Regions from separate parts of the Homo sapiens genome. Here region 1 is linked to region 2. A link is an interaction called in ENCODE POLR2A ChIA-PET data of the cell type or tissue named here. Cell type or tissue: PC-3. All regions are shown on one strand. Links, peaks and the distances in the headings refer to the core of each region. The heading gives the core; the rest is flanking DNA.

The links. ChIA-PET counts read pairs that join two places held together with the same protein. Peaks named below come from ENCODE experiments on the same cell type or tissue, not always from the same donor. Only the 100,000 strongest peaks of a DNase experiment are listed, where the experiment ranks them.
Region 1: POLR2A ChIA-PET joins it to region 2 with 5 read pairs; 2 of 35 experiments call an interaction of 5 or more read pairs at or near these places.

Annotation. Positions count from the first base shown.
Region 1 is chr9:129,463,121-129,468,538 of GRCh38, reverse strand. No RefSeq gene overlaps it. Among named protein-coding and RNA genes, the nearest start is that of LINC00963, 23 kb to the left of the region's middle. In PC-3, for the core only: no CTCF peak of the experiment used is centred there; no DNase peak of the experiment used is centred there.
Region 2 is chr9:128,909,523-128,915,442 of GRCh38, reverse strand. All of the region lies in intron 3 of LRRC8A (leucine rich repeat containing 8 VRAC subunit A), which reads right to left. It overlaps LOC101929291 (a long non-coding RNA gene), which reads left to right. Exons shown (of 4, transcript XR_007061808.1): 2 at 402-450; 3 at 5,205-5,399; 4 at 5,503-5,920. Among named protein-coding and RNA genes, the nearest start is that of PHYHD1, 8.5 kb to the left of the region's middle. RefSeq lists an enhancer at 4,918-5,701. In PC-3, for the core only: no CTCF peak of the experiment used is centred there; DNase peaks (open chromatin) are centred at 2,812 and 3,682; H3K27ac peaks cover 3,017 bases.

The DNA of each region.
Region 1 (5,418 bases), core at 419-5,418, 550 kb before region 2:
CACACTTGCACACAGTTGTACACTGTGCACACACCTACACGAGACACACATGCACACTTGCACACATATGCACTCCCCACCTGCACACATGATGCACACTGCACACACACATGCACACATATGTTCACACATACACACACCCACACCTGCACATGTGCCACTGGTGTTGCATTCTGTGACCACCCACTGGCTGCAAAGTCAGAGCCTTCTCCGACCCTAAGGCAGCGGCTGCCAATTTATGTGCTCCTTCACTCAGGCACCTGACAACAATGCACACAGGCGAGCAAGAGAGGCCAGCACCTGCCCTCAGGGAGCTTCCTGTAGGGCAGCCCCAAGTAGTTCAGGTTTCAGAAGCGTTTTGAAGACTGCAATGATGGAGGGAAGGCAGAGCATGCGGCCTGGGCCAGATCCTTCCTGGGAGAGGTGACGTCCAAGCTGAGATCTGAAGGTAGGGGCAGCCCTGGGAAGAGCTGGGGACACCTAAGTGGCAGGAGTGGCAAGTGCAAGGCTGGAGGAGAGGAAGGGGCGGAACTGTGGGAAATAGAAGGAGACCAGGGGCTGCGAGGAGGAGCAGGTCAGTGCTGGGAGATGACCTCGGTGGAGCCTTGGGTGGGGCCGGTGCCTGGACACGCGGGGCCTGACGCAAGCCCAGTGCATCTTTAAAGGGTCCCTAGGCTTCCCTGGGGCTGCACTGAGGAGGTGGGAGGGAAGAAGGAGGCAGGACGCCCAGGGAGGCTGGTGTCCTGGGAGAGATGGTCCAGCTGTACTTGGGGGTGGCTGGGGGGAGAGGGGGGACAGATTTGGTGGCAGAGGGAGCAGGACTTGATTATGACTGAGTATGGGGGGAGGGAGTCATGGAGGACCCCACATTTTGGGAGCTTAACTTTTCAGCACTTGGAACCAAGGAGCGGGTGAGGTGAGGAGGGCAGGGGGTTGGGGTGAGGAACCAGCCATAGGCTGGGCACCCCCAGGACTGCTGTTCCACTTCTCTTCTACAAACTCTCCTGGGGCCTGTGGGCTCTGACCGCTGCCACCCCCCACCCCCTCATTCTCCTGTGTCCGATCAAGGCCCCGTGCAGTGTTTGCTCAGCTGCCAGGCCCTCTGGGGCGGGTGGCTGAGTCTGTCCATCTGCATCTACCCGTCTCAGAGACGAGGAAACCTAAGGAACAAGAATGGGGGGCTGAGAGAAACCCCCACCACCCAGGGCAAGGCCCTCCTCCTCTGCGGAGCTTGGGATGCCTCATCCGGGAAGTGGGAAGTCCAGGCCGAGGCTTCTGTCCTCTGCTGGCTGCAGGCAGGGACCCCATGTCCTGGGACTTGGCCCCAGGACTGCCAGCTGTCTACCCATGAGGCCTCCACCTGCCACAGACCTGTGGGTTTCCATCCAGTGCAGCTCCCCGCTGCAGCCTAAGAAGGGCAGTTCTAGGGGCAGGACTGTACTGAGGAACCCAGCAGAGCTGTGGGGACTCAGGGCCATGGAGAGTCCCCCTACCCACTTCTCTTCTATGGGCTGCCTCAGAGATGGCCCCCCATCCAGCCCATGGCCCACCCTCTTTGACCCTCACTTTCTTGTCCTGTCAGATCTACCCTCTATACCTTCTTTTTATTTTTATTTTTTTTTTTTTTGAGACAGGGTTTCACTCTGTCACCCAGGCTGGAGTGAGTGCAGTGGCACCATCACAGGTCCCTACAGCCTCAACCCCCTGGGCTCAAGCGTTCCTCCCATCTCAGCCTCCCAGGTAGCTGGGACTACAGGACCACATCACCATACCTGGCTAATTTTTGTATTTTTTGTAGAGACAGGGTTTTGCTATGTTGCCCAGGCTGGTCTTGAACTCCTGGGCTCAAGCAATCCTCCTGCCTCAGCCTCCCAAAATGCTGGGATTATAGGCGTGAGCCACTGCGTCTGGCCTACATCTTTTTAATCACTTCCCTTCCCCGACTTTTGCCGCCCTGGTCCAGACCCCCATTATCATCCAGATGTCTGCAGCAGCCACCTTGGTGGCCTCCCTGCTTCTGCTCTGCCCTGCAATCCTTCTTCCAAAGGATAGCCAGAGCAGTCTTTCTGGAAGGTGCTTCTGAATATGTTACTTCCTGCCTAAAACTTTCCATGGCTCCCCATGACCCCTCCCACCCCGTGGGATATTGAAACGAACATGCCTGCAAGCCGTGTTCTAATGAGTCCTGTTCCTCTCGCCCCAGGCCTTTGCGCACACTGCGTGCCCCTTGCCAGAGCATCCCACACCCTCAGCCTGGTTGACTCCTATTCAAGCTTTGGGTCTCAGGTTAGACCTGCTCTTCTAGAAGCCTTTTGTGCTCCCTCCCCCTAACAATAGGCAAGGTCAGGGGCTGCCTCCAGCCTCCCATAGACCCTGGTGCCCCCATTATACCCCTGACCACACTGGGCCCGTCTTCGCCTCTGGTGCCTCTCCATGCCTGGCACACAGTAGGTGCTCAGGAAGGAATTGTGGATATCGCCTTCCCTCCAGGGAAGGGCGGGGGGATTGCTGAAAAACAAGACCTGCTCAGACCTCCCGGCTACATGTGGAGGGCAGAGAAGGAGGGGCCCTGGAGCTCACACCAGAGACACAGCTCCTGCGTGGGCAGGACCTACATTCCTGACTCGGGAAGCCATTGAATAATAATTGTCATAGCAAATGGAATTCCTCATCTATATGTTCCCAACACAGTTCCATGAACGATCTTGATCCATCACCACCAAGGGAGGAGGTGCCTGGAGGGCACTGCCCACAGAACCCCACGCCCTGTGCTGAGAGCTGCACCTGCTCAGGCTCATTCTGTGCCCTTATCACCCCCACTTTACAGAGGAGAAAACCGAGGCTCTGCGGGTGGGTGACTCGCCCCAGGCCGCTGAGTCACAGTGCGGCTGGGATGGGAATCCAGGCACTAGCCCAGGCCTCTGGCTGCCCACGTCACTGCCCACCACCTGGCCGGCTTTGGGCGCTCCACCTAGACTCTCCGGCCTCAGTTGTTATTCTGTAAAGCGGACATCTGAATAATAATTAAGATTTGTGAAATCAGCTGCTCAAAAGTGCCTGGCAGGTTAGTGTGATGGCAGGCAGTTTTCAGAAGAGGAGGTTCAGAGAGGGGCAGCGAGATGGCCGTGGTCACAGAGCATGGGCATTTGGGTCAGCCTCTGAGGGGGTGGAATTTGGTGAGATCTCTGTTAAGCTTCTCTCTGAAATCACAGGCGTGGGGCTGGCCACGTGGGTGGGCCGGTTCAGCCATGTCATTGGAGAGAGTCCAAGAGGCTCAGTGGTGTCAGGGCTGTGGCTTTGACGGGAGGGGAGGGTGCATGGCCACTCTGCTGGTGAAGGGAGCTTGGAAGGGGGCCATGGAGACCCCAGCCACTCCGAGGCCAGAACCCTCCTTCTTGGCAAACGCTACTGGGTCTCAACCTAGCGCTTTATCCTCCTCCCCTGGCACAAATCTGGGAGGCGCTGGTGTGAGCCTCAGCTGCAGGAAACGAATCTAGAGCATCTGCAGCCTGGCCCAGCCCTGTGAGATGAGCTGGGATGGGACCCCAAGGTGGGCTCTGGGCTGGTCCTGCCATGTCACCTGGCCCAGTCATGCCCCTCTCTGGCATGGAGTGGGAGCTGGCCAAGCCCCTCCTGGCCTGGTCCCTGTGGGAATCTTAGTTCAACCCCATCCCACCTTGCTGGCTCCGGTGGGGGATGGGATTGTCTGTAAGGCAATAAGGGCAGCTGGTTCTGGGGCTTCAGAAAATCCCCTCCTCTTCAAGGCTTCATTCTCTCTTTTTCTTTTTTTTTTTTTTGAGATGGAGTCTTGCTCTGTTGCCCAGTTGGAGTGTGGTGGTGCGATCTCTGCTCACTGCAACCTCTGCTTCCAGGGTTCAAGCAATTCTCCTGCCTCAGCCTCCCAAGTAGCTGGGATTACAGGGATGTGCCACCATGCCTGGCTAATTTTTTTTTTTTTTTTAAGTAGAAACAGGGTTTCACCATGTTGGCCAGGCTGGTTTCGAACTCCTGGCCTCAGGTGATCTTCCCACCTCGGCCTCCCAAAGTGCTGAGATTACAGGCGTGAGCTACAATGCCCGACTGAGGCTTCATTCTCTAATGAGCAAAGGATGAAAACCGGCTGGTCAAAGCTGTTCATAATTACAGCTCAGAAAACCAAGAAAATAGCCCACGCTGGCTCTAAACTTGAGAGAAGGCCCCAGCCAGGAGCTGAGGGTGGAGGTTATGAAGGTCTCAACACCTCTGGAGAGCTCCTGGGATCCGCACCTGCCCACCATGGAAGAAGTCATCTCTTTGTCTTCCAACCAGACAGTGAACCCTGTGGAGGCAGGGGCTTTGTTCCTGCTACACAGGGGACTCCATTCACCTCCTGAGATAGTCACTGGGTCCCTGGGCTGTGCCTCTGTGCCAAGTGCAGGGGCTCAGAGAGGAGAGGCTGCAGGCGCTGCCCCCGGGAACCCACAGTTGGGCTGGGAAAGTTACCCAAAGGCTGAAAACTATAACACAGTGTGACAGACGCAAGGGAGGTGGACATAACCCAGACCTCCAAACACCGAGCTCTGTGTCAGATCTCATTGGGGGTCCTTACCCCCATTCACCAGACAGGGAATCTGAGGCTTACAGGAAGTAAATGGCAGTGAAGAGGGAAGCTGGAATTTCCACCAACACAGAGCCAACGCCACAGCCTCCTCCAAGCCGCATTCAGGGGCTTGGCACCCTCACAAGGCCCCGTGCTCACCCCTGAGCAGGTCCCACAAGAAGCTGCAGGGCCAGTCTGTGCCCTGCATGCTGCCCCCACTTCAGCCACAAAGGCCCTTCCTGTGGATTCGGGAATGTGCCGTAGTCCCACCAGCACAGGCCCTTTGCACGTGCCTGGAACGCTCTTCCCTAGGTTGTAATTGTCACTGTTTGTCTCTGTCACCCCAGCCAGCCCACGAGGATGGAGTTAGGGCTTGTTCCCCCCTTATTAACCCAGGGAGTGGCCAGGCCTGGCACGGAGCAGGGGCTCCCCTTCTGATGGGAGGCCATGAAGGAGTGGTGGAGGTCGAGCTGAAGCAGCTTTGTCTTGCAGTCCTGCAGTCCTACAGTCCTGTTATCTGCCCTGGATCAGGCACCCATGATTTGCCCAGGATGGAGCCGAACAATTTACCAACACTGTGTAACTGAATTCTCAGAACCAACCCAGGAGGCTGGTACCATCCTTCTTCCATTGTCATGAGTGAGAAATGAGGTGACCCACCCAACATCAACATGGTAGAGCAGGAATTTGCTTTTTCAATGTATTGAGGCATAATGGACACTGGATACCTGCACATATTTAAATCGCACAGCTTGATGAGCTTTGGCACAGGTGCAGCACACCCCTAAAACCATCACTACCATCAAGACGGTGAACACACCCACCCCCACCCCACCCCA
Region 2 (5,920 bases), core at 554-5,553:
TGAGGCAGGAGAATGGCGTGAACCCGGGAGGCGGAGCTTGCAGAGCCGACATCGCGCCACTGCACTCCAGCCTGGGTGACAGAGTGAGACTCCATCTCAAAAAAATAATAATAGCCTCAAAGCCTAAGTGTACTATGCTTAATTTATAAATTAAACTTTATCATAGGTACCTGTGAATAGCAACGAACAGAACATATAGGGTTCTGCACTACCTGCAGTGCCAGGCATCCACGGGGGACCTTGGACCACATTCCCTGAGGATATGGAGCAATTACTGTTAACAGACGACACCCGTATGCAGCTTAATGTGTGGCAGGCTCACTGTGAGCACTGATACTATTAATTTATTTAACCAGCAAACTACCTATAAATATTCTGTCAATACTCTTCCAATTTTACAGATGGGGTAACTGAGGCCCAAAGACGCTGACTTGTCCAGAGGTTCAGCTGGTAAGTGATGGAGCCAGGATTTGAACCCGGTTCAACAGCCCATGCTCTGGTGAACCGTCCACACTGTTAGCGGAGCAAGGAGCAAACAGGGGGCTGCAGTGGGTTCGTGCTGTCTCCTGGCACACAGGAAGAGCCTCACGTATGCCAGCTTCTTCCCTGCCCTGCTGCGAGGAATCAGCTGGGGCCATGAGTTCTTACTGCGTGTAAGTAAGGCCATGAGTTGAGCCTGCCCGTCCCGAGGCTGCCTCCTTCAGATGGGATGGGCAGGAGGGCAGGAGCCAGGAGCCCTGGGCCTTGATCCCAAGTGAGGATGATGGGGAGATGGCACAGCAGCCCTTCTGAGCTTGCTCTATCACCGCCCCCATTTTCCTGCCAAGGAGACTGAGGCCCAGAGAGATGACACGCCACTCGTCTGAGGTTGCAGCCTCTCCGAAAGGGTCAGGAGAGGATGTACGTCTTATTTCCTCCCACTCAGAGCCCATGCTGTATTTCCCTTCTGCCAAATATGGCACTCAGTTACAGGGTAACTCTGGAAGTCCCTCCCTCTCTGGGCCTCAGTTTCCCCATTTGTAAAAGGCACAGGTTGGACTAGAAACTGAGCTTGGACACTCTGTGGCTGAGGACCGTTTTGCAGACTCGGACCTCAACCTCACGGGCACCTGCTCTCTCCAGCCGCGTTTAGAGAAGGGCCCAGGAGTTCCTGGGGAGCAACGTGGCTTTCCCAGCAGGGAGATAAGCATGGCCAAGGCCCGGCAGAGTGCTTTTTCTTTTTTTTTGGGGGGCGGGGGCGGGGGACGGAGTCTCACTCTGTCACCCAGAGAGTGCAGTGGCGCAATCTTGGCTCACTGTAATCTCCACCTCCCAGGTTCAAGTGATTCTCCTGCCTTAGCCTCCCGAGTAGCTGGGATTACAGCCGCATACCACCATGCCCGGCTAATTTTTGTATTGTTTGCAGAGACGGGGTTTCATTATGTCGGCCAGGCTGGTCTTGAACTCCTGACCTCAGGTGATCTGCCCGCCTCGGCCTCCCAAAGTGTTGGGATTACAGGCGTGAGCCACCATGCCCAGCCCAGGCACAGGGGGTGCTTTCAAAAAGGCTCCTAACCTGTGTATCCTACACTGCCACCACTGTGACCAAGGATCAGGAATGCATTTGGGGTTGGCTTTGAGGTCAGCAGGGGCTGAAGGTCAGAGGGTAGACAGGAAGTGGGCTCTGGAGCACCCAGGGGCCAGAGCCTTCCCAGAAAGACCCCACTCCCACCCCGTGATCTCCTCTGCTGACACATGCAGTGGTCAGGGACAGTGGGAAAGCTCTGGACAGCGAGTGGCAGAGCTCGGGTCCATATGGAGCCTGGCTCTGGAGCCCCCTCCCTGAAAGGCCTCCTCCCCAGAACATGCCCTGCTCTGAGCCAGGGAGCCCTCTCCAGGCCCCAGAGAGAAAAGGGGAGGTACTCTCAGTTGCTCGGCTCCCACCACAGCCACACCCATCCTCTGGACCGATCCTTCTCTGCTGGATTGTCGGATTGTCGCCGGCCCGTGCCCTGGAGGCTTGAAGTTGGTTCCCAATCCCCCAATTGCACCCTCTCCTACCTCCCCAGAGACTTCAGTGGGTCCCCATCGGCACTGAAAGGCCTCAACTCGACCTGATCTTTGAAAAGGACAACTCTCTCAGGAGGCTTCCAGGGCCCCAGCGTTGTCCTTGGCTCTCTGGCCTTCCTGACCAACTGCAGGAAAGCCGCTGTCTCTCTCCTCACTCTGCCTCCATGACCCTGTCCACCCTTAACTCTCTGGCCAAAGTCACCAGTTCCTAATCCAGCCAACTCCCCAGGCCCCATGTGCCCCACGCTCTGGCCTCGCCCTCCTCTTCTGCAGACTCCTGTCCTTCTCCCTCTCTGCTCTCCACAGTGAGCAAGTCAAGGACCCATCTTCACCCATGAGCCTGGAAAGGGTGACTCCTTGGGCTTCAGGTGGATTCAAGATGGTCCCTTGGACATCCCAGAGCCCCAGACACCTGACATGAGACACACCTTGGCCTCTGAAAACCTGTGCTTCCTCCAGTCTCAACAATCCACAAAAAAAAGCTCAAGTCACTCAGACCACCCCCACCATCAACTCCCGTCCCTTTGAATTCCCCCTCCAGCGTCTCCCAGATCCGTCCATGTCTCTCCATCCCTACCTGCCTTGGCCACGCCAGGCCCCGTGGCCTCACCTGATGGCTAATCGTGGTCTCTTAACAGCTCTCTTCCACCTCCCACCTCTCACTCACCCCACCCCACACACTACCGCAAGAGGAACCTCACGCTGCAAGTCAGCTCATTCCTTCACCCACTCAATCACTAGGAATTCGGTAAACACTTGCTTGAACAAAAGAGCTAGGTCTTAGTCATCAGAGCCTATGGGCTGGCAAGGGATCGGCTGTTAAACAAATGAAGAGACAATTGAAACTGAGGTGTAGGACAGGACCCCCCTGCCATCCACACCCCCCCCCATAGCCCCACCTCTGCTCTCCAGGATGCCCACATTCCTGGGCAGCCCATCTCACTGCTCCTCCCCACCAGAACCTCCTGGACTGTCCCTTTCCCCTCCACCTGGCTTCCTCCTCCTCGTTCTTCAGGGGCCTGTTCCTCTGTGTTCCCAGGGACCTGGTGCTCCAGCAGAGCGCCTACGCACTGTGCTAACTGCCTCGTTACTTGGCCTTCTTCATCCCCATGTCCCCGGCGCCTTGCTCCATAGCTGGATTCTAGAAGTGCTCAAAAAACATCTGCACAAAGGCCAGGCGAAGTGGCTCATGCCTGTAATACCAGCACTTTGGGCGGCCAAGGTGGGAGGCTTTGAGGCCAGGAGTTTAAAGACCAGCCTAGAAAACACAGTGAGACCCTGTCTCTACCAAAAAAACAAACAAACAAAACATAACAATTTGCACACATCAGTAAACGAGTGAACGAATGAATACTGTCTTGTCAAGGCTTTCATTAGCAAGAGTATAAATCTGGAGAAACAGCACGCAAGGGCGTGGGCAGGCCACGCCCACCCCTCCTGGTCACCACTGGCCAAGGTGGCTGAGAAGGAGCCATCAAGCCCGAGTGAGGAGGAAGAGGGGCTCAGGCCTCCCACTCAGAATGAGGGGCCTGCCTGGGGTTGGCCCAAGTGAACTGTTTTCCCTATTAAGGCTCTGGTGTTCCAGGGGGTGGGGACAGGATGTGATTAAGCCATGTGCTAAACAGGGTGTCCAGAGGGTCTCCTTCCTCTGGGACAGCGTGCTTGCCGCCAGCTCCTTTCCTGAGGGGTGACCTCAGCCAGCAGGCATGACACTAACAGGCAAGCTTGGCGGGAGGAGCTGGGGGTGGGGGACAGGATGGGGAGCCAGGCTGGAGGCTTGAACCCTCCCCCAACCAGGAGGACAGCCCCAGCACAGCACCCGGGACAGGGCAGGAATGGCAGGAGCTGTGAGGAAGTCCCAGCTTATCAAGGGCAGCACTGTGCTATGGGGAAGCCACAGGGTCTCCCCCTCCACAGATTAAAGAAGGGCTGGGTTTGTTCTGTGCTTCCCAAATGTGGCTTCTCCCCAGGGGACTCCAGTTTTCCTATTCAGTGGGCCTGTCCCGAAACTACAAGAGAAAACCCTGCCCTGGTCCACTCTCCCACTGTGCTCAAGTCATAATATGGGGTGGCCGGAGATAAGGACTTGTCAAAATCCCTGATACATGTGGGTTGCAGGTTGCTCTGCAGTAAGGGAGCCCTGGGGAAGAGGGGAGGAAGGCTTCCAAGCCAGCAGGCATCTGGAGGGCCTGAAGCATCTAGTCTGAGTGATGCTGGAGAAGGTGTGTCCTGTCCTGGGGCCCAGGAGGACAGACAGGGCATTCCAGGGGCCACCTCCCTCCGTGCCTGAGGATACTATAGACAGACCGGGCATTCCAGGGGCCACCTCCCTCCGTGCCTGAGGATGCTATAGACAGACCCTGTTGGGAGGACTCAGCAGGTTGGTGGAAGGAGGACAGGTGCATCATGCCTGGCACAGGGCGAACACAGAGCAGGTGCCCACGAAACCAACAGGGACTGCACCGTGGGGCTGCTGCATGGCAGATGCACCCAACAGCAACAACCGAACTAAGAAACGCGGGTTGCCACACGGAGGCTGCAGAGGGGAGGGTGCTTAGTGAAAATGCTCTATGAGCTGCACGCTTTTTATAAGCAGGAGTGGTTTTCCTATTTGGCTCACTGCTGCTGGACCACCCTGTAAGTAAGTTCCCCCAAATAAACCCCATGTTTCAATGGCCGGCTCCAGGGCTCTTCATTTTACTTTGAGACTGGGTCTCACTCTATTGCCCAGGCTGAAGTACAGTGGTACAACCATAGCTCACTGCAGTCTTGAACTCCTAGGCTGAAGCGATCCTGCCTCAGCCTCCCAAATAGCTGGGACTACAGGCACATGCCACCATGCCTGGATCATTTCTGTATTTTTGGTAGAGATGGGGTTTCCCTATGTTGCCCAGGCTGGTCTCGAACTCCTGAGCTCAAGTGACCGCCCCACCTTGGCTTCCCTAAGTGCTCGGATTACAGGTTTGACCCACTGGGCCTGGTCAACTCCGAGTCTCTTCTTCAGCCTCCTGAACCTGGTGGCATCCCTAGTGAAGTTCACAGGGGCCCGGCACGACAGCTGCTGCTGTGTCGGGGGCAGAAGGGTGGCTGGCTGGGCTCTCCCTTGTCTCCCAGCGCCTGGCCTCAGGCTTCCTCCACCACATGTCTCACTACAGGAATCTCCACCTGGATGTGAGGCCCAGGAAAACCTGCAGGTCCCCAGGACGGGTGGAAGAGGGACGTTCCCCACAATGGCAGTGGCTTTGTTTCCATTTCGGAGGCCAGACCACAGAGCCACAGGAGTACCCAGCCCTCCATCCACACTGCCTGCCTCCACCAAGGGGCCCTTGGATGGGGGCTTCCCCAGCCAGGTAAGAGACTGGCACCCACAGACCACCAACAGTCTTGAAAGTATGTCGAAGGTGTGGCCTCCCAAACTCCCAGTGACAATGATTTGCACAATTTCCTTTTCAGAAGGGCAGGCAGAAACAAACTAGCCCCATCTAGGCCCAACTCTGCCTCTGACACCACCAAATGCAGTGGAGAAAGGTGTGTGGGAGCTGCAGAGACCATCCAAGGCTTCCCCTCAGCCAGCACTGGCCACCCACACAGTTTCTGTCCTGGGTGGACCCGGATTGGCTCCTTGCCTCCAAGTCCGACTGGGAACAAGCTGAGGAAGACACAAACTCCAGGCTAAGTCTTGACTCCCACCACCCGGCTTTGCGAGAGAACCCCCGGGTTTGGACCTCCTGCCCAAGCACATCCCTGCTGAAGAGGAACCCGGCTCAAGGTCACCTTGGGGGACAGACCTTGCCTGGCCATGCAGTCTCTCCAGGCAGGAGAACTGCAACATTTTGGAGCAAAGACAGGCCCGGGGCCCAGAGATTCGGAT